Linked DNA regions of Homo sapiens: regions 2 and 3 are each linked to region 1. Evidence: chromatin loops called from intact Hi-C (ENCODE). Cell type or tissue: PC-3. All regions are shown on one strand.

Region 1 (8,000 bases):
AGGGAGCACTGAATGTGGTGGATACATAGTGATAAAAGAAAAACTTCAGCCAAATTAAATGTAAAGGAGTTTAACAGAGCAGTGAATGATTTGCGAGCAGGGCAGCCTCCCGAGCCAGAGTAGGTCTGGAGACTCCACAGCTAAATAGTGGAAGATTTATGGACAGAAAAAGGAAAGTGACATACAGAAAACAGAAATGAGGTACAGAAACAGCTGGATTGGTTACAGGTTGGCATCTGGTTTATCTGAACATGGTTCGAACAGTTGGCTGCATTTGATTGGCCAAAATGCGGTGATTGGCACAGTGTAGGCTATAGTCTGTCTATACCTCCACTTGTTATAGTTCATGATGTACAGAAAAACTTTTAGGCCCAACTTAAAATATGTAAGGAGGCGGCTAGAGGTTAAACTTTTTTAACAACAGTAAGTGCTCAATAGTTGCTCACGGTGATATAAGGTATCCATGGTCCTTGCTCTCAAGGGACTCAAAGTCCAGTGGAGGAGATACCTCAGTGGGATCTGGAACGCAGCAGACATTTCAGCAAAGGCTTTGGAAGGGTGAGAAGGCAGTGCCTAGGCCTGGGAGGTGAAGGCCTTTGAGGGATCAATAGGAGTTTGTTCAGAGGTGATGGCTGGCCTGGATGTGAACGTATGAGGGAGCGTTCTGCAGAGTGTTCTAAGCAGAGGTACCAAACAGTGCTGCAAAAGCCTGCCAGAGACGTGTGGGGCAAGTGGGGCTGTGGGAGGTGACACCTACTGGGAAGAACTTTATGTGCCAGGCTCAGGTGATGCCTGAGCAGCGTTTTGAAGGATCAATAGGAGCTTGTTAGGAGCAAAGTGAGGAAGGGATATTCCAAGCACAAGGACCAAGACAAGGACTTGGGGGCTCAGAACGGATAGTCACGTTCCACAGCACTCATGCTCACCTGGTGTGTGCCAGGCTCCGTGCTGGGCTCTGGGGGGACTAAGGTGACACCGGCTGGCCTCCGAGCATTGAGAGGTGGTAGGAGGGAGGGATGTGTGACCTAATGTTGTCAGTACTTTCTGATAAGGGCAATAATCGAGGTCATTCAGCATAGGGCTAAAGGCTTTGGAATGAGACTCCTGGACTCGGCCCTACCATGCACTACTTTTGTGATCCATGAAAAGTATCATAACTTTCCAAGGTCTATGCTTTTGTTATCTATAAAGTGGAGATTTTGAAAAGAATAACCTATCTTAAATATCATTGTAAGGATTAAAAGAGGGAGCACCCAGCATGGTGCCTGATACATAGTAAGTGCTCAATAATTGCACACTGTGATATAAGGTAGAGAGAAATCATGGAGTAGGGAAACATTAATTCCACCAAGGAATTAACATGTAACTGAGAAGGTGATGTCCGAGCAAGGTTTTGAAGGATCAATGGGAGTTTGTTAGGAGCAAAGTGAGGAAAAGACATTCCAAGTACAAGGATCAAAACATTCAAGGACATAGAAGTTGGTGTGTTAGGACTAGGTTTGGTTGTTGGTAACAGAAAACTCAAAATAACATGGCTTCAGCAAGAGAGTATTAATTTCTCTTTCATATAGAAGTCTAGAGGCAGGGGATTCAGAGCTGACATGGCACACCACAGTCTCGGGGACCCAGCTTCAATCTACCTTAGTGCTCTGTCATGTTACACATATGGCCTTCACCTCCTCATCCAAGATGGCTGCTTGAGCTCCAGCCATCGTGCCCTCATTCCAACCAGCAGGAAGGAGAAAGGGGTGAAGAAGGTTGTGCCCCTATCTTAAAGAACACTTTCCAGAAGTTGTAATTAATACTTTATCTTGCTGCGCATCCAATGGCCGTACCTCACTGCAGAGGAGGCTGGGATATGTAGTCTTTATTTCTACATGGCCACATCACCAGATAAAAATTGGAGTTTCTACTACTTAGAAAGAAGTGGGGAAGGTATATTAGATGAAAATGAGCGATTTCTATCATAGGAGACATAAAATAGCATGCTATGCAGGACGCATAAATATTTTGGTGTTTCCGTGGTGGAAAAAGTGAAGGGGAGAGTGATGATTACAGAAATAAACAGAGGCCAGGCATGGACAGCCTTGGGAGCCACAGACGTGGGGGCGTGTCCCCAGGGAGAGCCACAGAAGGGTTTCCGAGCAAGGGAGAGCCATGGTCTGATTTGCTGTCCTAGAAACATCACACTAATTGCAGATGTGATTAACATAATGGAGGGGACACGTCTGGAGCCAGGAGGCATTTCTCCCTAACATTTTATTATAAAAATTTTCATACATGCAGCAAAGTGGGAAGAATCTCACACTGAAAACCACCTAAACTCTACCACTGGCATTTTACTAAATGAATTTAATCATGCTTCTCTCTCCCTCTACGCACCCATCCATTCTTCTTGTTTTGTGGCATTTTAAATTGCAGACATCTATCTGATTCCCTGCAGAAACTCCACAATACATGACATGAACAAGAGTTCAAAATTTCTTTGCATTTTCTGTTTTGCTGTAAGATGTAAAATTTACATTTAATTGCACATGTCTTAAATATACATTTGCTGAGATTTGACAACTACACTCACTTGTGTAGCTCAAACTGTATTAAGTTAGAGAACATTGTCATCACCCAAAGTTCCTGCACGCCCCTCCCCAGTCAATCCTGGCCCCCTCACCTGCCAGAGACAACCACTGTCCTGATTTTTTTTTTTTGAGGCGGAGTCTCAATCTGTCACCCAGGCTGGAGTACAGTGGTGTGATCTTGGCTCACTGCAACCTCTGCCTCCCGGGTTCAAGCAATTCTCCTACCTCAGCCTCCGGAGTAGCTGGGACTACAGACACATACCGCCACACCCAGGCTAATTTTTTATTTTTATTTTTAGTAGAGACGGGGTTTCGCCATGTTGGCCAGACTGGTCTCAAACTCCTGACCTCAGGTGATCCGCCTGCCTCGGCCTCCCAAAGTGCTGGGATTACAGGCATGAGCTACTGTACCTGACCTTACTTCTTTTAAAACCACAGATTGGTTTGGGGAAGGCAGACATTTGAAAGCCTGTTGGGGGGCCATGTACTGAGTGGGGTGGGGTTCGGAGCTGAAGGAGAGGCAGGGCAGAGGGAGACAGGATTTCCAGGGCTTCCCTGCAGGTTGAACTTGGAGGCTGGAGAGAGTCATTTAACCAGAGTGCCCGTCATCTGCTGCCAGGAGTTGAGTTTCTCGCTGAGTGACCGGGCAGATGGTGGCGCCATTTACTAAGGTGGGGTACCCAGGACGAGGACGGGCCGGGGGTGGGTGGAGACCAGTTTCCTTTGGGACACGTAGCATCGGGTGTTCAAGGGGCATGTGCCTGGCAGTTGTAGGGATACACAGCCATCCCCAGGGCAGCTCCTTTCTTCTGACCCCTGTGGAGGTGTGAGCTGTCCTCTGGTGAGGTGGTGCCAGGGAGCGGTCGCCAGGTTTGTCCACCTCCTTCTTGGCCAGCCGGCACCAGCGTGTATCGGGCTCCCTTCACCAGGAAGGGGAGGTGCTCTCCTCGGTCTACCCTGAAGGCTGCACAAGGGGCGTAGAGAGGGCATGGGTGTGGTTACTTCTGGGTGGCAGGACATGGGAAAGGAGACCTTACTCCTTAGGGGAAGCTGGGGAGCTCAGGCGCCCGTCTGGGCAGTCTCCAGGCCAGGTCCTCTCCTTCCTTGTTCCCTCCCCAGCATTCTGCAGCCACACACATTCTCTCTCCCCAGGCACCGCCCATCCCTGTCCCAACACCTCCCACCATTCCCTTGAAAAACAATCAAACCCCAGCTCCCCCAGGAAGGAGGCGTCAGAGTCAGCTCTGCTCCAGGGAGGGCCCCCCAGGGAGGGGGCAGGAGAAGCAGAGAGGGAAAATGAAACCACGGTCACCCTGGGCTGCAATTAGGTTTTCTCTGGTCTCTCTCAAATCAAACACAACCCACAGCAGAGCCATTTCTTCCTTAAAAGCCCATTTGTGGTTCATGCCTGTAATCCCAGCACTTTGGGAGGCCGAGGCGGGTGGATCACGAGGTCAGGAGATTGAAACCATCCTGGCTAACACAGTGAAAACCCATCTCTACTAAAAATACAAAAAAAAAAAAAAAAAAAATTAGCCGGGTGTGGTGGCGGGTGCCTGTAGTCTCAGCTACTTGGGAGGCTGAGGCAGGAGAATTGCTTGAACCTGGAAGGCGGAGGTTGCAGTGAGCCAAGATCACACCACTGCACTCCAGCCTGGGCAAGAAAGCAAGACTCTGTCTCAAAAAAAAAAAAAAAAAAAAAAAAAAGAAAGAAAAAAGAAAAAAAAAAGCCCATTTGGTCCTCAGGAGATATTGCTATTCTTCCCATTAGCGTGAGTTGGACTCATTTCTTGGGAATCAATGCCCCATCCTTATTCTGCTAACACAGGATTGGGTTCCCCTTCCAGAGTTGCATCACAAAACATCCTGAATTTATCTGGCAATTTGGAGAAGCCTCAGTTTACCCCATCGGGCTGAGGGTTACAGTCTAAGCTATAGGAAGTGCCAGCGTAGAGGAGGCAGCAGACGTCACCTGGGGAGGATGTGAGGGAGGAAGAGAAGGACCCTTGCGGGGGTCAGCAGCATTTCAGAATTGGGAAGAAGAAGAGGAGGTGGGGAAGAAAACTTCCTAGAGGGGACGACAGGGTCAGGCCTGCATTTGAAGGGTGGATGAGAAGAAAGCCTCATGGGAGATGAGGAGGACTACTAAGGGCTTCTTATGTACCAGGCTTGGGTGAGGGCAGAAATACAAATATGGCTGCCTACACTGGTGTGTTAGCATACTAGCTGCTGTAACAAACAGCCCCCAAATCTCATGATGTGTCCTTAGCCATGGCTCAAAAGATTTCGTTCTCATTTATCTCCCAGTCCAATGTAAGCTGAGAAGAGGGCTCTCCTGCACCCAGTGATTCAGGCACTCAGGCTCCCTCCCCAAGGACTTCCAAAACCCCCATCCCTCTGCATCCAGCAGGCAAACCGCTGGAGAAAGAAATGAGGGTGGGCTGGGCAAGGTGGCTCACGCCTGAAATCTCAGCACTTTGGGAGGCAGAGGTGGGTGGATCACTGGAAGCCAGGAGTTCGAGACCAACCTGGCCAACATGGTGAAATCCTGTCTCTACTACAAATACAAAAATAAGCCTGACATCATGGTGGGCGCCTGTAATCCCAGCTACTCGGGAGGCTGAGGCAGGAGAATCACCTGAACTCGGGAGGCGGAGGTTGCAGTGAGCCGAGGTCACGCCGCTGTACTCCAGCCTGGGCAACAAGAGTGAAACTCCATCTCCCAAAAAAAAAAAAAAAAAAAGGGTGGAGGATCTTGTAAGGGGTTTTAGGGGGTATGCCTGAAAGTGGTGCTCATTGCTTCTGCCCAAATTCCATCAGCCAGATCACAGCCACAGGCACCGCTTACTTGGAGGGAGTTGTGGGAATGAGGTCTCTCTGTGTGCCCAGGAGGAAATGAAACAGGGTTTGGTGACTGTACGGCATTGCCTGCCCAGTCATGGCCCAAGATAATAATAATAATCTAGTGGAAAGATGAGAAAGGGAAGCTGGGAATAAAATATTTATATAAAGAATGCACCCTAATATTCCACACAGCACATAATAGGTGCTCAATACTTTTTCAAGTGAGTGCTGTATCACCACTGATCAAATACACAGGCGCTGGGGCAGGTTCCAGGGGCTGGGGAGAGGGTTGATGGCACAATAGAGGCATGAAAGGTGGTAAGAGCAAAGTTAGAGAAGCAGGAATGCACGTGGAATGTTCAGAAAACCCAGAGAAGACCAGTTTGGCTGGGTCAGAAGTTTTGTGAAGAGGATGGGTCACGGAGGCAGTTGGAATGTAGGCTTGGAGGGCATGGGGAATGATTTTGAACTTGAAGAATGTTGGCGGCTCTCAGCAGGCCCTGAGGAGTGGCTGTGGTTGTGGGGTGGGGTGGGGGTTCCCAGGCATCCTGGATGAATCATCAGGGTCAGTTAAAATTAGTCACCACGACCCCGCAGGGGAAGCCAAAAGACAGTTGTGTGGCTTATGTGGTAGCTGGGATTTGCCTCGCTGGGGGATCTTTGGCCTTCTTAGTTTGGAGATGGGGGAGCAGAGGAGGGAGAGGAGAGGAGGAGGAAGAGGGGAGGAGGAGGAGGAAGAGGGGAGAAGGAGGAACAGGGGAGGAGGGAAGGAGGCGGAGGGGAAGGAGAAGAGGAGGGGGGGAGGAGGAGGAGGGGAGGAGGAGGGGAGGAGGAGGAGGAGGAGAAGGAGTCCCACTCCACCCTGCCCCCATGATGTGCGAGCACTAAGATGGCCTGGGACAGAACTGGATACGACACAGTTTGGGGAGCTCTTCTGAAGGCTAATAATGGTAAGTTCAAGTACACATAAATGTCTTTCTCTCTCAAGGAACAGTCCCAGGCTTAAAAGCCTTGTGGGGCTGCTCCACCAAGCAGCCCTGGTTCTTCCTGTGGCATTGCTCAGCCCCGACCCACACATCCACATTCCAGCCCCAGCCAGCAAGGAGGACTGGGAAGGGAGGGCACATCCCCTCCTAAGGGAAGGCCCACACTCAGCTCAGTCCTCACTGGCTGGAATGTGGTCACATGGTAAAGCCGGCTGCAAGGGAGGCTGGGAAGCCTCTTTAACTATGTGGCCATGGCACAGCTAAAACTTGGGGATCCTATCATTAAGGGAAGAAAGAGAGAAGGGAGACAGTGTATCTAAGCAGAGAAGCCTGAGCTTTTCCTGCTGGTTCCCCGTGGATTGAGGGTATCGTGCAGGGTCTGACATTCCCGGGTGCTCCGCTGAGGGGAGGTGGAGTTGTGGAGGTGGCTGGTGGTCCCTGGAAAACTGGGAATTGAGACAAAAGAGCTCTGAGCCCAAAGATTCAGCACGTAGACGCAAAAGGTCCTGGCCATGAACTTGACAGCACAAGACCACAGAAGGCCCGGTGGACCAGGTACACCTCAGCAGGCGTCCAGGTCCCCAGAACAAAACAGTCATCCTGGAGCAGAGAGCAGGGACCTGGGGACGCCCCAGCATCTGCACACCTGTCCAAGGGCCCATCTTCCCGCCTTTGCTCTCCTCCCATCTATCCAGCACCATGTTGGAGAGGAGTAGGTGTGGAGGTAGCCAAAGGAGGAAACTGAAATACTGAGTATATACCAGGAAGACTAAGATGCCATTGTTGGCTCATCTAAGTTGCCCCCTGACACGCTGCAGTGAGAGAAGCTTAAAAACAAGAGGCAGTGTCTTACAGTGGTCAAGGGTGTGGATTCCGGAGCTAGACTACCTGCATTTGAATCCTGGTTTCACTGCTTGCTGTGTGACCTTGAGAAAGTTACTTAATCCCTCCGTTCCTCCTTTCTCCATCTGTCAAATAGCAGTAATTAGAACCTGCCTCAGAGGGTGTTGTGAAATCTGAACTACTTATAATACTTAAAACTATACCTCGTACGGAGTAAGCACTCAATACACATGGGCTATTGGTCTCAATTATAGATAATAAAGAAAACACATTTTTAAAACATCTGCGTTGAAATGATTTAAAATTTTACCTGTTACATGATGAGTGAATAAGAGCTGTGAGGCCGGCGAGGGCAGGTACTGTATCTATCTTGCGTTGCCATTGCTCAGTTCAGGGCCAAGTTCATGACAATGCCAGCCTCACCACCACCACTTGGGGCGCCACACCCTAAGCACATACCACTGGCCTGTCTGGGTCCAGTAGCTTTGAGTCCTTTATAAGCAGTGGCTCATTTAGTCCTCATGACCATCTTAACTAGGAGGTACTTGGTAATAATTGCTGAATAAAGGAAATGCCTTCCACCCAGGACAGGTGAATAATGGATGGAAAAGTGCTTTGTAAACTGTAAAGCAGGCTACTTGTGAGGATGCAAACACTTAGGACCCCTTCCCCAAGGGCCTAGGATTCTGTTCTACTTTCGGCTTGGCTGTTACCTTGGGAGGAATGCACCCTGTGTTCTAGAATTTTCCCT
Region 2 (8,000 bases), 440 kb after region 1:
AGTAGAGACAGGGTTTCACCATGTTGGTCAGGCTGGTCTCAAACTCCTGACCTCAAGTGATCCACCTGCCTCAGCCGCCCAAAGTGCTGGGATTACAGGCTTGAGCCACCGCACCTGGCTCTTCATTAACTTTTATAACTGTAAAGGGGTCCTGAGACCAAAAAGTTTGAAAACCATTGCTAAAATGAGCTACAACGAAAGAAAAGTCAGCGTCAGATTTGAACAAGAGGGGAGATTTTATACTAGAAAGATCCTTCTAAAGGCAGTGTGGAAGCAAGGCCAGAGTGGAACCAGGTTGCGCGCAGGTGCCCCAGTCAGGGAGTGAGACATAAGAATGGAAGGGGACTGGATGCAGTGGCTCATGCCTATAATCCCAACACTTCGGGAGGACAAGGAAGGAGGATTGCTTGAGCTCAGAGAAGTTCAAGAGCAGGCTGGGCATCATGGCAAAATCTCATCTCTACAAAAATTACAAAAGTTAGCCTGACATGGTGGCATACGCCTGTAGTCCAAGCTAATTGGGAGGCTGAGCTGGGAGGATCGCTTAAGCCTGGGAGGTCAAGGCTGCAGTGAGCCAAAATCACGCCACTGTACTCCAGCCTGGGTGATAGAGCAAGATCCTGTCTCCAGAAGAAAAAAAAAAAAGGCAATGGGATTGGGAATAGGAGAGGAGAGTATTTTTGCAAGGAACATTCTATAAGTAGAAATGACAGGACATGTTGGCTATCTGCCCACACTCACCCACCCATTGCTCCTCCCCATAGCAGTATCACTTTCATCTAAATTCCTTATAGTCTTGGCTGTCCTCTCTAATGGGCTTCAAGCTTAATGTGTCCCAAAATGGATTCTTGATTTCTCTCAATCTAAACTTATTCCTAGAGTCTTCCTCATCTAACAAATAAATACATATATAGCAACTCCATTCTTCCAGTTGCTTAGGCCAAAAACAATGAAGGCATTAAATCCAGCAGCAAATCCTGTTAGCCCCATCTTTTTTCTTTCTTTCTTTCTTTTTTGAGACGGAGTCTCGCTCTGTTGCTCAGGCTGGAGTGCAATGGCATGATCTCGGCTCAGTGCAACTCTCCCTCCCCGGTTCAAGCAATTCTCCTGCGTCAGCCTCCTGGGTAGCTGGGACTACAGGCATGTGCCACCACACCCGGCTAATTTTTGTGTTTTTATTAGAGATGGGGTTTTGCCGTGTTGGCCAGGCTGCTCTCGAACTTCTGAACTCAAGGGATCCACCAACCTCGGCCTTTCAAAGTGCTGGGATTAAAGGCATGAGCCACCATGCCTGGCCACCTCCATCTTTAAAATGTTCCCATAATCCAACCACTTCTCACCATCCTTGACTACCTCTCTGACCTCATCTACCACCCTCTCCCTTGCTCCCTCTCCTCCAGTCATGCTGTCCTTGATTATGCTAAGCACTCTCCTACCTCAGGGCCATTGCACTGGCTGTTCCCCCTGCCTGGATTGCTCTTCCTTCCGGATATCAACAGTGATTACTCTCCTACTTGCTTCAGATCTTTGCTCAACCGTCTCTTTATCAGAGAGGGCTTCCCTGAACCCATGTACACATTTCCTATTTGCATCTCTCTTTATCCTGCTTTACTCTTCTGGTTAGCCCTCATCACAACCTGATGTGTTACAGATTTATTTTCATTTGTTTGTATATTTTATGTTCCCCTCCAGTAGCATGTAAGCTCTATAAGAATAGAGACGCTTAGTTTGTATTCCTCAATACCTAGAATGAGCCCTAGCCCAGAGCAGATACTCAACATTTATTTTGAACCAATGGATGAATAATTTGACATTTACATACGTTTTTGTTTGAAAAAAGTTGAATACCACTAATCTTTGGACAAGACGATGGGAGCCTGACATAATCCCTGATGGCACCTGATACAATAGTTAACATGTACTGCCTTAGGTGTTTTTTAAGGTATTCTCTTATTCTTTCTCTTTCTAGCAACCTAGGACGCAGATGCCATTATCCCCATTTTACAGAAGAGGAAATTGAGGTAAAGAGAGATTACATAACTTGCCCAAGATCACACACTAGTTAGCATCAGAGCAAGAGTTTGCACCAAAGCAGCTTGGCCCTATAGTCCACATTCTCTCTCTTTTTTTTTTTTTTGGAGATGGAGTTTCGCTCTTGTCGCCCAGGCTGGAGTGCAATGGCTTGATCTTGGCTCACTACAACCTCAGTCTCCCAGGTTCAAGCGATTCTCCTGCCTCAGCCTCCCGAGTAGCTGGGATTACGGGCGTGTGCCACCACATCTGGCTGATTTTGTATTATTAGTAGAGACGGGGTTTTGCCATGTTAGCCAGGCTGGTCTCGAACTCCTCAGGTGATCCACCCACCCTGGCCTCCCAAAGTGCTGGGATTACAGGTGTGAGCCACCATACCTGGCCTAGTCCACATTCTTAAACACTCTGCCATGATACTTGGATCTGGAAGTACTCTAAACATCTAGTATAAAGGGGTTGGACCGTGATCTCTAAGATGCTTCCAGTTCTATGGGTCTGTGAGCTTGAGATTCTACTACTTAGAATATTCATTGATTATTGACTTAATTAGTTAGCTAATTCATTTCTTCAACACATATTTATTAGCTATTCACTACATGCTAGGTTCTGTGCTAGGCACTTCCCATATATTTTCTTTAATCCTGAGAAGTAGGAATTATGATGCTTATCTTACAGATGAGGAATCTGAGGCTTATAGAACTTAAGAATTTATCCAGGGTCCAGTTATTAGCAGGAACAAGATTCGAGTCCCTGTCTCAGGTCTGCTTTTTTCCAAAACTCAAGCTCCTTCCCTGACCCTCGCCTGCTTCTCTTCCAGCTTGCGGGGAGCTTTTGGGGCCCTACGTGCGTGAAGTTCCAATGAACCCACGGAGAGGCCTGTAGGGGCAGGGGACAGGGGGTGCCTCTTCACCTCTGAGGCAGGATTTCAGAGTCTGAGAGCACCAGTTTGGTCCAGAAACCCTGGCTGGGACGTTAGTAAAGGGGCAAGAATTCACAAACCCTCACGAGGTGTCACTTTTTGTCCTGATCCTCTCCTTTCCCTCCAGCCTGCTGTGGCCAGCGTCAACCACTGCGACATATAACATGCCACATCACCAGACAGGCCAGGCTGGGATCCCAGATAATTTGACAGCAGGGGATTTTCACCATCGGACTGCTTTCCAGTCAGGCAGCACTGAGGCTAATTAAAGCTCCCTCTGGGGCATCAGGGAGAAGGGAGGAGACAGGCACGACCAAATCTAAAGACATACTCGTCCGGGAATCAAGCGAGGGAGGCGGAGGTAGAAGCCTGGCTCGGAGGAGCTCACAGCGGGTCCTGCAGGCAGAACGCGGTCACGTGACTGATGTCCCTCCGGCTGGCAGCTAGCAATACCCCGGATTGCAAACTCTCGAGGTCTCCGCCCATTTCATGGCAGGAAATCAGCGTTTTCCAAGAACGCCCAGTGGCGCGGGCACGGGCCTGAGTCCCGCCGCCCACTGCTCTCGAGAGGCCGGAGCAGCAGCTCCGTGGCGCCCCCTGGAGGCCGCCCCTGCTGGCGCCGTCCCCCGGGTGTCAATAGGCCATGGCGCGCCTCCCTCTCGGTTGAGAGCTGTGGGAGCCCAGGACGTGCCTATTAAAGGTATCTTTTGAAGTGAGAGGGACAAGAAAACGCCTTCTCTTTATGTGACTCTCTGTTCCCCAGCAAAGTTGCCAGGGTCCCCAACAATCGTAGTTTCTCCTTCACGGGAGGTTCCCCTGACGTCCTCTAGAGGGCGCGCGCGCACGGCCAGGGCGATTTCGGGGTCCGCAGCCCACGTGCTGCGCGGTCTCTTCTCCAGGCCACCCCGCTTGTCTAGCTATGCGCTGGGGGCAGGGAAAGATCTCCCTGTAAGATCTCCCTTACATGTGGACATCTGAGAGCTGAGATCTCGATGACCCCGGAAGACCCTTACACCCGGAGTGGAGCGGAAGCAGGATGAGAGAATATTGACTGAGCCCTGCCAGCCACTGTTCTAAGCACTTTTTCCCTGTTCCTGCCGATTTGCTCCTCACAACAACCATAGGAAGTGGAGACTATGATTATCCCCGTTGCACAGTAAGGAAACTGAGGCAAAAGGCGGTTAGGTAACTTGGCGATGTCTCCCGGCTAGGGATAGCAGAATGGGATAGAAACGCAGGCCACGCGGTCTGGAGCGGTGGCTCACGCCTTTAATCCCAGTACTTAGGGAGGCCGAGGCGGGCGGGTTACCTGGGGTCAGGAGTTCGAGACCAGCCTGGCCAACATGGTGAAACCCTATCTCTACTAAAAATACAAAAATTAGTCGGGGTGGGCACCTGTAATCCCAGCTACTCGAGGCTGAGGCAAAAGAATCGCTTGAACCCAGGAGGCAGAGGTGGCAGTGAGCCGAGATCACCCCACTGCACTTCAGCCTGGGTGGCAGAACAAGACTCTGTCTCAAAAAAAAAAAAAAGAATAAAAAAAAGAAAGGCAGGCCACCCGGTGGTGGTCCCTGTGCTCCTCCCCACCCACCCCCGCACTGTGCTGGGCGGTGAGGAGGCGGCTGGCCCAGGAGGTGGGGGTGTGGAGTGGGGCACATCAGAGATTTCAAATTGACCAAGGTCTGTTTTGTGTCAGTTTGTCAGTTTTATGTGTCAGCTTGGCTAAACTATGGTCTCCTGTTATTTGATCAAACACTAATCTATTTTTTCTTTTAGTTTAAAAAATAATAATTAAATGAAAAAATCCTGGCTAATGTTTTTTTTTTTGTAGAGACAGGGTTTTGCCTTGTTGCCCAGGCTGGCCTCTGACCCTTGGGCTCAAGTGATCTGCCACCATGCCTAGCCTCAAACACTAATCTAGATGTTGCTTGAAGGCATTTTGTAGATGTGATTTGTCTATAATTAGTTTACTTCAAGTAAGGGAGATTATCCCAGATAATCTGGGTGAGTCTGAAAGACTTTATGGGTAGAACTGAGGTGCCCTTGAAGAGGAAGAAATTCTGCCAGCCAATAGCAATTTCAGCTTGTGCTGAAGAGTTCCAGCCTTCCTAACAACCAGCCCTACAAATTTCGGACTTGCCTAGCCAGCCCTGTGTGTATAAACCAATTCCTTGCAATAATCACACCTACACCCTCACCCCACCCCCCTCCCCAAATACATGTATATATGGAGAGAGAGGGAGAGAGAATATAAAATCATACATATATCATATATCTCCTATTTGTTCTGTGTCTTTAATTTCTCTAGTTGACCCCTGACTGATGCAATGACCCAAGAGCAGGCAGATGCCCGGGGGGCGTTTATGATACCTCTCCTAGGACTTGGCTCAATCTGAGTCCCTCAACGGCCATCTGCAACCCTGAGGAGGGTAGGAAAATCCCAAATTGACTGAGATTACATTTCCATCATCAACAGCAATGGAGAATCAATAAAGAAATTTAGTTCAGATATTGAAAAATGAAGAGGGCTGGGTGCAGTGGCTCACGCCTGTAATCCCAGCACTTTGGGAGGCCGAGGCGGGTGGATCACCTGAGGTCGGGAGTTCGAGACCGGCCTGGCCAACATGGTGAAAACTCATCTTTACTAAAAATACAAAAATTAGTTCTGGTGGGTGCCTGTAATCCCAGCTACTCGGGAGGCTGAGGCAGGAGAATTGTTTGAACCCATTAGGCAGAGGTGGCAGTGAGCCGAGATCACCCCATTGCACTTCAGCCTGGGTGACAGAACAAGACTCCGTCTCAAGGAAAAGAAAAAAAAAAGAAGAAAGTCACAGTTTTTGCACTATCAAGTTTATGTGCTAAGATTCATACCTCATTTTAACAGCCTACATCTACTTCTGCGTGGACCAGAAGGACAGAGCCACAATAACACTGACCAAACCATAGTAATAGCACAATCGTTGCTACAAAACATTTGCAAATAATCAGATAATATATCTGATTAGGGCCTTGTATCCAGAATATATAAAGAGCTCTTATTGCAACAACAAGTAGAAAACAGATCAATTTAAAAATGGGCAAAGGTAGGCCAGGCACAGTGGCTCACACCTATAATCCCAGCACTTAGGGAGGCCGAGGCGGGTGGATCACCTGAGGTCAGGAGTTTGAGACCAGCCTGGCCAACATGGCGAAACTCCGTCTCTACTAAAAGTACAAAATTGAGCCGGACGTGGTGGTGAGAGTCTGTAATCCCAGCTACTTGGGAGGCTGAGGCAGGAGAATCGCTTGAACCCAGGAGATGGAGGTTGCAGTGAGCTGAGATCTCGCCATTGCACTCCAGCCTGGGCGACAAGAGTGAGACTCTGTCTCAAAATAAAAAATAAAATAAAATAGGCAAAGGACTTGAATATCCAAAGAAGATAAACAAATGGCCAATAAGCAAACAATACTTTCAAGCACAAAAGATGCTCGACATAATTAGTCATCAAGGAAAAGGCAAATCAGAACCACACGGGACTCACTTCACATCCACCAGGATGACTATAGTCCTTACAGTAAGAGAATAGCAGATGGCAGGTATTGTGCTTTACTTGTATTAAGTAACTTAATCCTCACAGTAGCCTCGTGAAGGAGGGATGGCTATTAGCTCATTTACAAAAGAGGAACTGAGGCCTGGAAAGGTGAAATGATTGCCCCAGTGTTCCACGGCTGGTCAGTGGGTGTCAGAATTTAAGACCTGGGCTGTCTGCTTCCAAAGCTGTGCTATCCAGCTTTAATGACTGTGCTATACTGGTCTCTAGCAAAATTATTGAAAATTTCCCTCTCAGACCCACCATTTACCTTTATTGCTCCCAGAGACCCTCACATGTGCTCCTTAGCTACCAAAAACAGACTTCTTCTTTCTCCTGGCATTTGTCCCATGTCCTTTGGTCAGTCCAGAACTCACTAGGAGGCTCCCAGACGCTGTGTCCGTGTTTCTCCTCCAGACCGACGATGCTGCCTGTGTCACTGCCTCAGGGCCATGTCACTGCTGCTGCCCCACTGGACTCCCACGGTCCTAGCCACCAGCCACTCCCCTCCTTCTTCCTGGCTAGCAAGGTTTACTGACTACCATAGAGGCGGAAAATGCCAGATGCTCGGTTTCCCAGGTTCCCTTTACAGTTACAGGTGACCATGTGACCGTGTTCTGGTCAATGACATATAAGGAGAGTCTTCTGAGAAAGATTTTCTCTCCTGGCCAGAATAGAGAGAGAGGGTGAGGTAGATGGAAAGAGCGGGAAGCTGGGCGCAGTGGTTCACACCTGTAATCCCAACACTTTGGGAGGCCAAGGCAGGTGGATCACCTGAGGTCAGGAGTTCGAGACCAGCCTGGCCACATGATGAAACCTTGTCTCTACTAAAAATACAAAAATTAGCTGGGTGTGGTGGTGTGGGCCTGTAATCCCAGCTATTTGGGAGGCTGAGGCACGTGAATCACTTGAACCCAGGAGGCGGAGATTGCAGTGTGCTGATCATGCCACTGCACTCCAGCCTGGGCAACAGAGTGAGACTCCGCCTCAAAACACACACACACACACACACACACACACACACACACACACACACACAAAACAGTGGGAGAGAGAGTAAGAGTGAGGGAGGGAGCAAGAAAGCTAGAGTGAGGAAAGTTAACTTTTCTTGTTGTTCTGACTACTCCTTTTCTTCCTGGCTTTGGAGACAATTGTATAAGAATGTAATGGCGGCTGAGCGTGGTGACTCACACCTGTAATCCCAGCACTTTCGGAGGCCGAGGTGGGTGGATCACTAGGTCAGGAGATCGAGACCATCCTGGCTAACATGGTGAAACCCCGTCTCTACTAAAAATACAAAAAAATTTAGCTGGGTGTGGTGGCGGGCGCCTGTAGTCCCAGTTACTCGGGAGGCTGAGGTGGGAAAATGGCGTGAATCCGTGAGGTGGAGGTTGCAGTGAGCCGACATCGTGCCACTGCACTTCAGCCTGGGCGACAGAGCGAGACTCTGTCTCAGAAAAAAAAAAAAAAAAAAAAAAGAA
Region 3 (8,000 bases), 110 kb after region 1:
CATTCCACCTGTGTGAAACTGTGCGAGACCCGCGGATCCAGGCTCAGAAAGCATTCCACCTGTGTGAAACTGTGCGAGACCCGCGGATCCAGGCTCAGAAAGCATTCCACCATGCCCAGCTAATTTTTGTATTTTTAGTAGAAACAGGGTTTCACTATGTTGGCCAGGCTGGTCTTGAACTCCTGACCTCAGGAGATCCACCCCCACCTCACCTCCCAAAGTGCTGGGATTACAGGCGTGAGCCACTGCGTCTGGCCAGCTTCTGTTATTTAAAAATTACTCAGTTTATGGTATTTTGTTATCAGCTCAAATGGACTAGACAGGAACATAGGTTTTGAGTAGAAAAAGGGTTTATTTCAAGCATATTGAATTTTAGAAGCCTGTGGGGCTGCAGCTGGACGTGAGTCTAGACTCTAGGAAAGCTTTATGAACTCCAGTTTGGATTTAAGAGTCATTAGCTTACAGGCAGAAATGGGTCTCAACAGTGATCTTTTCAGTGGAGTATGGGAAGAAGTTGGCCTACAACTGAGCCCTAGAGGAATAACAAGATTTAAAAGAGAGCTGGAGGAAGAGGAGCCTACAAGAGGCAGAGAGGCAGCCAGAGACAGGAGTGCAGTGCTGGCTCTGATTTCTGTGGGGTTTCCACAAGAGCAGCACTTAGAAACACTAGCAGTCAGAGGTTAAAGGCATACACTTGGGAGCAACTGCCTGGGTTTGGATCCTGGTTCTGCAACTTCCTACTTATGTGACTTTGAGAAAGTTAGTTAATCTCTCTATGCGTCCAGCTTCATCTTTTAACAGAGGAATAACAATACTGTCAGGTATAGGCTTTGATTTCTCCTTCCTTAGAAGCTGATGCATTAGCCTGTTATTGTTTCACGGATATTGGTGGAAGACACACGACTCGGTGAGAGGCAAAGGACTTTATTACTCACAGTGCAGCAGGCAGCATGAGCACCAGCATATGGAACAGTTCCATGAGCCCCCGAGTCCCACAGGCCTGGATAGATGTGGCGCAGGTAGTAGGTTTGCGCTGCAGCTGAGGAGCACTGAGCTTAGGGGATCCACCTCTTTTATAACAGGTAGTAAGCAAGCTTGCTGTTTGTCCTGAGGGGATACAAGTTTTCTTGCTGCAAACACAACCCCCAGAAATGGCCTGGGGAAGGGGCAATCCAGGTTTTGCATGCTTGTCAAACCCAGCAGGAAGGCAGGAGCAGGAGCTGCAGACAGAAGTGCCTCAGGGGGCACCCGCCTCACAGAGCTGCTGGGAAGATGAAAGGAGTGAAAATGGGCAAGTGCCACCAACAGCGCTCCACACTCATGTCCACTGTTGTTACTAGGGGTGGCAATGTGGAGGAAGGCAGGGCTGAAAAGTGCATCATTTACATCCAAAATGGAAAGCAGTAATTCAACAAATAGGTACTGAATGCTTACAATGCACCAGGCAAATGGAGATACAGCAGCCAACAGAACAAAGTCTTTGACCTCCAGGTGCCTGCATTTTAGTACAGAAAGACAGACACCAAATAAACTACCAGGGGAGCACATTGTACAGGGCCTTGTAGACCAAAATAAGGACTTGGAACTGGCTACGGGATGGGAAGCCAAAGAAGTTTGCACAAAAGCACGTCACAATCCGATTGAACAGGCTGTCGAGAGAACAAACTTCGGCGATGGAGAGCTGTCGGAGAAAAGGTGGAGGCAAGGAGACCAGTTTAGGAGATAAGACGAGGCCGGGCAAGGACGTGCCAGCTTGGAGTGGGTGGTGGTGGTGAGGTACTCGCTCACTTTGGCCTGTCACAGTCCAACACACAAGGGAAGCAGCCTTGGGAACACTCAGCAGTCAAGCAGGTGAACAGAGGAGCATCCGTTCACTGTCATCCTCAGGGGCTGCTTCCAGGTACTGGAGGTAGAAGGCAGGCAGCCACAGGGTGAAGATCAAGTAATTGGAGTCAGCCGGTAGAAACTTATTCCAGAAGTTTGCCACAAAAGAAACAACTTAGGGCCAGGTGTGGTGGCTCACACCTATAATTCTAGCACTTTGGGAGGCCGAGGCGGGTGAATCTTTGAGGTCAAGAGTTTGAGACCAGCCTGACCAACATGGTGAAACTCCGTCTCTACCAAAAATACAAAAATTAGCCAGGCTTGGTGGTGCATTCCTATAATCCCGGCTACTCACGAGGCTGACGAAAGAGAATTGCTTGAACCTGGGAGGCAGAGGTTGCAGTGAGTCGAGATAGCACCACTGCACTGCAGCCTGGGCAACAGAGTGAGACCCTGTCTCAAAAAAAAAAAAAAAAAAAAAAAAAAAAAAGAGTACAAGGAATAACTTGAGATTTTCCAATTTTTTTTTTAACTTAAGATCTAAGCACGCTTAAGTGCCAAAGGGACTATTGAGAGGAAGAGGCAAACCAGGCAAGGGAGGAAACTGAAGCAAAGCACCGAGCAGGTGGGAAAGGCTGGGATGCAGAGCACAGGTGTGGGGTTCACGGTGATGTGAAGAATGCCTCTAATAGAACGAGAGAGAAGGGGAAAGACACCCTGTGTGGAATTCAAGTAGGCTTGTAGATCTGGTAGGGAAACTTCATTCAGGGAGACTATGTCTGACAACCTCCATATTCTGTGAAATAGGAAGCATGATGATCTCATATGGTGAAGTGAAGGGAGTTAGAGATTTATGGATTATGGAGAATTTCAGAGATTTGGGAATTATTGGCTGAGAAACGAAACAAATGCAGCAAGGGATGGGTTTCAGCACAGGTAAGAAAGAAAAGAGGCCAGGTGTGCTGGCTCATGCCTGTAATGCCAGCACTTTGGGAGGCTGAGGTGGGAGGATCACTTGAGGCCAGGAGTTCGAGACCAGCCTGGGCAACACAGTGTAGCCCCATCTCTACAAAAAATGTTGCCGGGTGTGGTGGCGTGCACCTGTAGTTCCAGCTTCTCGGGAGGCTGAGGTGGGAGGATCACTTGAGCCCAGGAGTTTGAGGCTACAGTGAGCCTTGATCACACCACTGCACTCCAGCCTGGGCGACACAGTGAGACCCTGTCTCAAGGGGAAAAAAAGAAAAGAAACAGGGAGGAAAGGGCTAGGCAGGACATATTTTCTATGGCTGAACAAAAAGTGAAGGAGCCTGGGTGGCAGCCGGAGAGCCAGGGGCAGCAGGGACAGAGGAGGCAAGGCAGGGAAATAACACTTTGATAAGGTCAAGTGGGGCCACAGCCCCTGGCAAGGACAGTGTCTGTGGTACAGTAAAGGCAGCAGTTGAATCTAGGGGAGGGTGGACGGTGAAGAAGTGAAGCTGAAAGATTTCAGAAGCAGCTTTTGGACAGACTGGAGTTCACAGCTGGGGAAGCTGAGAGCAGCTGACACACGCTTACCTTCTGGCTTCTCATCACCATTTAGAACGTCTCACCTTAGAACGCCTGGCACTTTTCCTTCTTGTCCCCCCCGCCCCCCGCTTAAAAAGTCAAATCCAAGTGGTATCTTTGGAGCCTCAGGCAGAGGCAACAGGGAACGAGGATTAATACACACAGCCCAAAGAATGGTGTTTCTCTCTTTTATTTAAAAACAGTGCTTCATTACCATGTGCAAAGGCTGAGGCAGTGCTCCTCCTTCGCTTAGAGTTTATAAAAGCCAGCAACATGATCAATAATTTATACACATGGAGAGTAATACAAAAAAATAAGGAATAAAAGCTAAAGATCTAACTACTCCGACCTTCACAATTCCAGCTACTTGATAATAATAGGAGTAACCCAATGAATACTGTATGGTCTGAAAGCTACTATACAATATGATTCTTAACGAGAAGGGAAGGGAATTAGAGACTGTCACAAAGCCCTGGGATGCTTCTCTGGAGTTAGCAGGGAAACAGGACCCTGGGCAAGCAGCTCGGGTGTCCTAGGAAGTGATTCTGGGGGAGGACGGGAGGGGAGAGAGAAGGCTAGGTGGTCGATTACACAAGCATCCCATGTAATGCCCCCATGCCCCAAAGGTACCTGTTTTGCCATGGCAATGGGAGGGGCTGGAGGAACAGCATGTTGCATGTAGGGATGGTCCGGTCCCTGCCATGGGGAGTGGGGAGAAGAGGAGAGGTTCTGTGGCATTTTGAGCCTTGCAAAGATTTGGACTGAAAAGCTCAGAGACTCAGGTAGGTCAGCCTGTCAGGGACAAGTACACTCCACCGGCTCTCTTCTCGCTTTGCAGCCCTAGCTTACGCGTGTCAGCCCCAGGTTTGCTCCAGCTATTCACAAGCAGAATATAACACAAGAAAAACAATTCATATCCCTTAGGGAAAAAAGAGGATCAATTCATCACTCAATATATAATACAGCCAAAATGAGCTGCCAAAACAAGCACACACACAAATACTGTGAACAGAAAAATACAAGAAAATGACTAAGCTGGGAGTCTTGACGGGGTATGGACATTGCTTAAAGCACTTATCAGTCCCCAGAAAAACCAAACCAAAAACATTTTTTAAAAATTCAGAAACTCATGTACCCCCTGGGAAACTGGTGTTGGTAACAAAGGGCAGGGGGTGGGGAGAGAAAAGAGAATCACTGCTCCCTTTTTGCTCGCCAGTGTGAGTGGAGTCCTCAGGTCACCGGCATGTACACAAGTACCAGACAAGGAGGACCAAGTCCCTCTGCTGGTGGCCTCCTAAAAGGCAAGGCTTGAGTTTTGGCTGATGAGCAGTTCTCTCCGTTACCAATCCCTGCCAACCAGCACTACCATGGCTGAATTGATCTACCGTTTTCCTGAGTAAACTGTAACTGGCTACAGTTTCGGTAACATGGAAAAGAACTCAGCTACTACAGCCAACTGCAATACTTCAGGAACCCCCTCCATCCCTGGGCTCCTCACTCCTAGTGCATCTGATTGAGGAATCTGATAACTTGCTGCAGTCTGGTCTGTTAGCCTCATTTGCAAAGAAAGGTGCCAGGGACTCTATTACACTCACTAAACCAGAGGGCACACGCTGGCTTAGGACACCCAGAGCCTACTTGGAAAGGGCCCTGTTTCATGCTCTAGCTCTTGGATGGCTATTGCCTGGCTGATCAGTAAAGCAAGTATGAAGGAAGTACATAGGAAAAGGAAAGGGAGGGAAGAGGCTTTTGGACAGTAACATTTCCAAAAAAATATAGTGTTTTATGCAACAGAGAATCAAGTTTCACTGTGTATACTACAAATGGTCAAACATTTTCAAGAGCATGACAAAATAAAAACACACAAATTTACGTCTGATGTTCACCTTGCCCACTATTTTTTTTTCCTATCTTAAAACAGTGCAAACAGGTAACTTATGCTTTTAAAACACCACGACCCCTTCCCCACCCCCCAAAGTCCCTTTCCTCCTAGTATCTGGGGGAAAATCTGCAATTCTGCAAATGTTACTGCGCTAGAGGTTGCAAGCAGCGGAGAACTGGCTGAACTTGGCAAAAGGCAAGGACTGGTCAAAGCTTCCCCTTTCTCCTCCTTAAACATCTAAGTGCTTTCCAGTCTGTCCCTTGGTTGGCCTTGTTCTCCTGCCAGAGGGAAGGGGGTTCATCATGCCCTTCTTGCATATCCTTGGGGTTGCTTCCATCCCTGTTTGATGTCTCCCTCATGTCTGGAAGCTATATAACTAGTTACAGGATGGTAGTGATTAACCCACTTATCTGCTAGATCTCTAGTAAAGCATAATTCTAAGCTAAGAGCAGTTTAGCCCCTGAGGAGTCACACATTTGAGGAAAAGCTGCTATCGATGACTTCTATTGTCTAGATTTCCACTAGCTCCCCTCAGACTAAAAGTTGTGCCCCAGTCCACTTCTTTCTCAAAGAAAAAAAAATGTTGGCTCAATTCAGACTGTGGCTGTTGAAGGATGATGGTGATAGTAGGTTTTGTTAAACCTGAGAGCCTGACAAATGGTGAATCACAATGGCTGATCTGAGTTAATGGAAATTGAACTAGGTGACATGAGGAATTCTGGAAAATGCCTATGGGCAGCTCTCTGGGCTCTAAGAGGGACATGGAGATAAAGGTGTTCACTAGAGGCCTCCTTTAAGGAGCCCAGCTTCCAAGAGTACAGAAAGTCCAGGTCATGAACTATAGTAAAGCTGAAAAAGAATCATGCATGTACTGTGATTTAGCATCAGTAAGTTTTCTGGAATTATCAGCCAGCATCCTCTAACAAACTCACGAAATGCCAGACTCCTCTGACTCTCTTTTTTAATACAGTGAGAACCAGAGTCAGGAACAGACAAGCAGTGCTGCTTCGAGCAACCTGCCTCTGGTGAAGTTGACCGTACGGAGTCTCAAAGTTCAAAAGGTGACGGGGAGGTTGATACTGTGAAATCCAGATGCTTGCAAGAGCCCCAATTCTCAGTGTTGACACTGAAAACCAAAGACCCTTTCATAAAAAGCAGAACTCCATTTATTCTTTCTTAGAAAAGGGAGCTGGAGGAAGCGGTGTTAAACACCATCCCTGGAAATGCAGCAGAAACCACTGGAAAGCACAGAGCTTGCCTTTGGAGGCCTCAGCCAGAACCAGCTGAACTGAGATGCACTCAAGGTGCCTCAAGCTCAAGATTCTGCCTCTCTTAAAAGGTCTGTGGGAGCCGCCTTCTCTACCTTTCCCATTATCCTTACCTCTTTCTAGGAAAAAAGAAGAGAAAAACTCTTAAACTCATTCTCCTATTCTCCCCTGCTATGGATAAAACCATTTAGAATTTGGCCTAGTCTCCACTGAATACGTGGCTTGCCATCTTTTGGGAATGGCCCCTTTGTGATCATGACCCCAAACTTCTGTTTTTTTAGTCAGCTAAAGTTCTCCCTCAAAGCAAAAGCAAAAGCAAAATCCTCCCTGCCCCCATTCCCTAGAACTGTGAAAGCCCGCATCCCATTCCCCGCTCCTCTAACTAAAATATTTATATACATACAACAAAAATTGTCTTAACAGCAACAAACCAAACTTTGGCTTGGGGTGGGGGGACCCTTAAAAATGGCCAGTGGACTGGGCAGTTGGTGTCCCCTTATTCTCTGTCTTCCTCCCCAGAGTCAGTAATAATTGCATCGAGGCCTCTAGCTTCCTTGACATCGCCCCTAGTTTCAGGCACAGCCTCTCTCCCAGTTACGAGGCGAGACAGGATTCTGAAGGGGGAAAGGATATGTATTCTACACAACAGGTCAACGCCCTCTCAGATATATCACTCTGCTTACAAAGAATGCTTGATGCTGTCATAGGTCAGTCATTTTAATTCAGGGACATGAGTCAGTTATCAGTCAAGAACATGTGTGGAGGCAGGAGTTAAAAACAAACCCAAAACAAACCCATAACCAGAAGCTCCATGTCTCTGAATTACTCCCTTTAGCAGCTGTCCCTTGGGTGAAAGGTCACCCTAGTACCAATGTGACTAGACCAGGGAGCCAAAAAGACCGTGCTTTTCTATTTCCTAATGCCTTCATTTGGGAAATGCTGTAGGACACTTGCTTTTATCAGTTCTATCTAACAGCTAGAAGAGAAACACTCCCTCCTACCTTGATAACATAGAAAATTACAGCCAGATGGCAACGGCAGTGACTCACTGCGCGACTCTTTCTGGTGATATAGAAGACCCTTGCCATCGCAGACCCTCCTTCCAATATGGGAGGGCAGCAATCTCAGGGCCTCTGCATTTTATGTCCTGTAGTGTTAATGTGTACAAAGTGGTCCGGGTGCTCAGCGGGGTGTTTTTGGAGGACAGTGAGAAGCTCAGCGGGATAGCCACAGGCTCAAGACTGTGGATAGAGAAGTGACTCATAAAGGCTCTGGAAGATGAAAATTCCTATGGCTTTGGAGCAAGTACAAAGTGCCTCTGCCTGCCCTTCCATGTCCTCATCACCAAAACTTCCAGGGACTACTGACCTAGGACCTGGTACTCTATCTTTCCCCAGCAGATTCTTTATTCTATTTTTTAAACTTTGTACTTTCTGAGGCAAGAAAAAAGTAAGAAATACCAGATCTTCTAATATTCCTTT

The links. Hi-C counts contacts between places; a loop is a spot of excess contacts. Peaks named below come from ENCODE experiments on the same cell type or tissue, not always from the same donor. Only the 100,000 strongest peaks of a DNase experiment are listed, where the experiment ranks them.
Region 2: a loop joins it to region 1, with 26 times the contacts of the local background. A loop is called at or near these places in 31 of 110 quality-filtered maps.
Region 3: a loop joins it to region 1, with 4 times the contacts of the local background. A loop is called at or near these places in 44 of 110 quality-filtered maps.

What each region holds. Positions count from the first base shown.
Region 1 is chr22:35,624,120-35,632,119 of GRCh38, forward strand. LOC284912 (a long non-coding RNA gene) reads right to left here. Exons shown (of 4, transcript XR_001755514.1): 3 at 7,295-7,374; 4 at 3,457-3,540. Among named protein-coding and RNA genes, the nearest start is that of MB, 11 kb to the left of the region's middle. In PC-3, CTCF peaks have their summits at 3,227 (motif pointing right) and 7,681; DNase peaks (open chromatin) are centred at 3,262, 3,652, 6,012 and 6,402; H3K4me3 peaks cover 1,509 bases; H3K27ac peaks cover 4,642 bases.
Region 2 is chr22:36,062,528-36,070,527 of GRCh38, forward strand. No RefSeq gene overlaps it. Among named protein-coding and RNA genes, the nearest start is that of RBFOX2, 38 kb to the left of the region's middle. In PC-3, CTCF peaks have their summits at 3,665 and 3,875; a DNase peak (open chromatin) is centred at 3,444; H3K4me3 peaks cover 1,424 bases.
Region 3 is chr22:35,735,193-35,743,192 of GRCh38, forward strand. RBFOX2 (RNA binding fox-1 homolog 2) reads right to left here. Exons shown (of 14, transcript NM_001349999.2): 14 at 3,544-8,000. Among named protein-coding and RNA genes, the nearest start is that of APOL5, 21 kb to the left of the region's middle. In PC-3, a CTCF peak has its summit at 4,651; a DNase peak (open chromatin) is centred at 7,239; H3K27ac peaks cover 1,337 bases.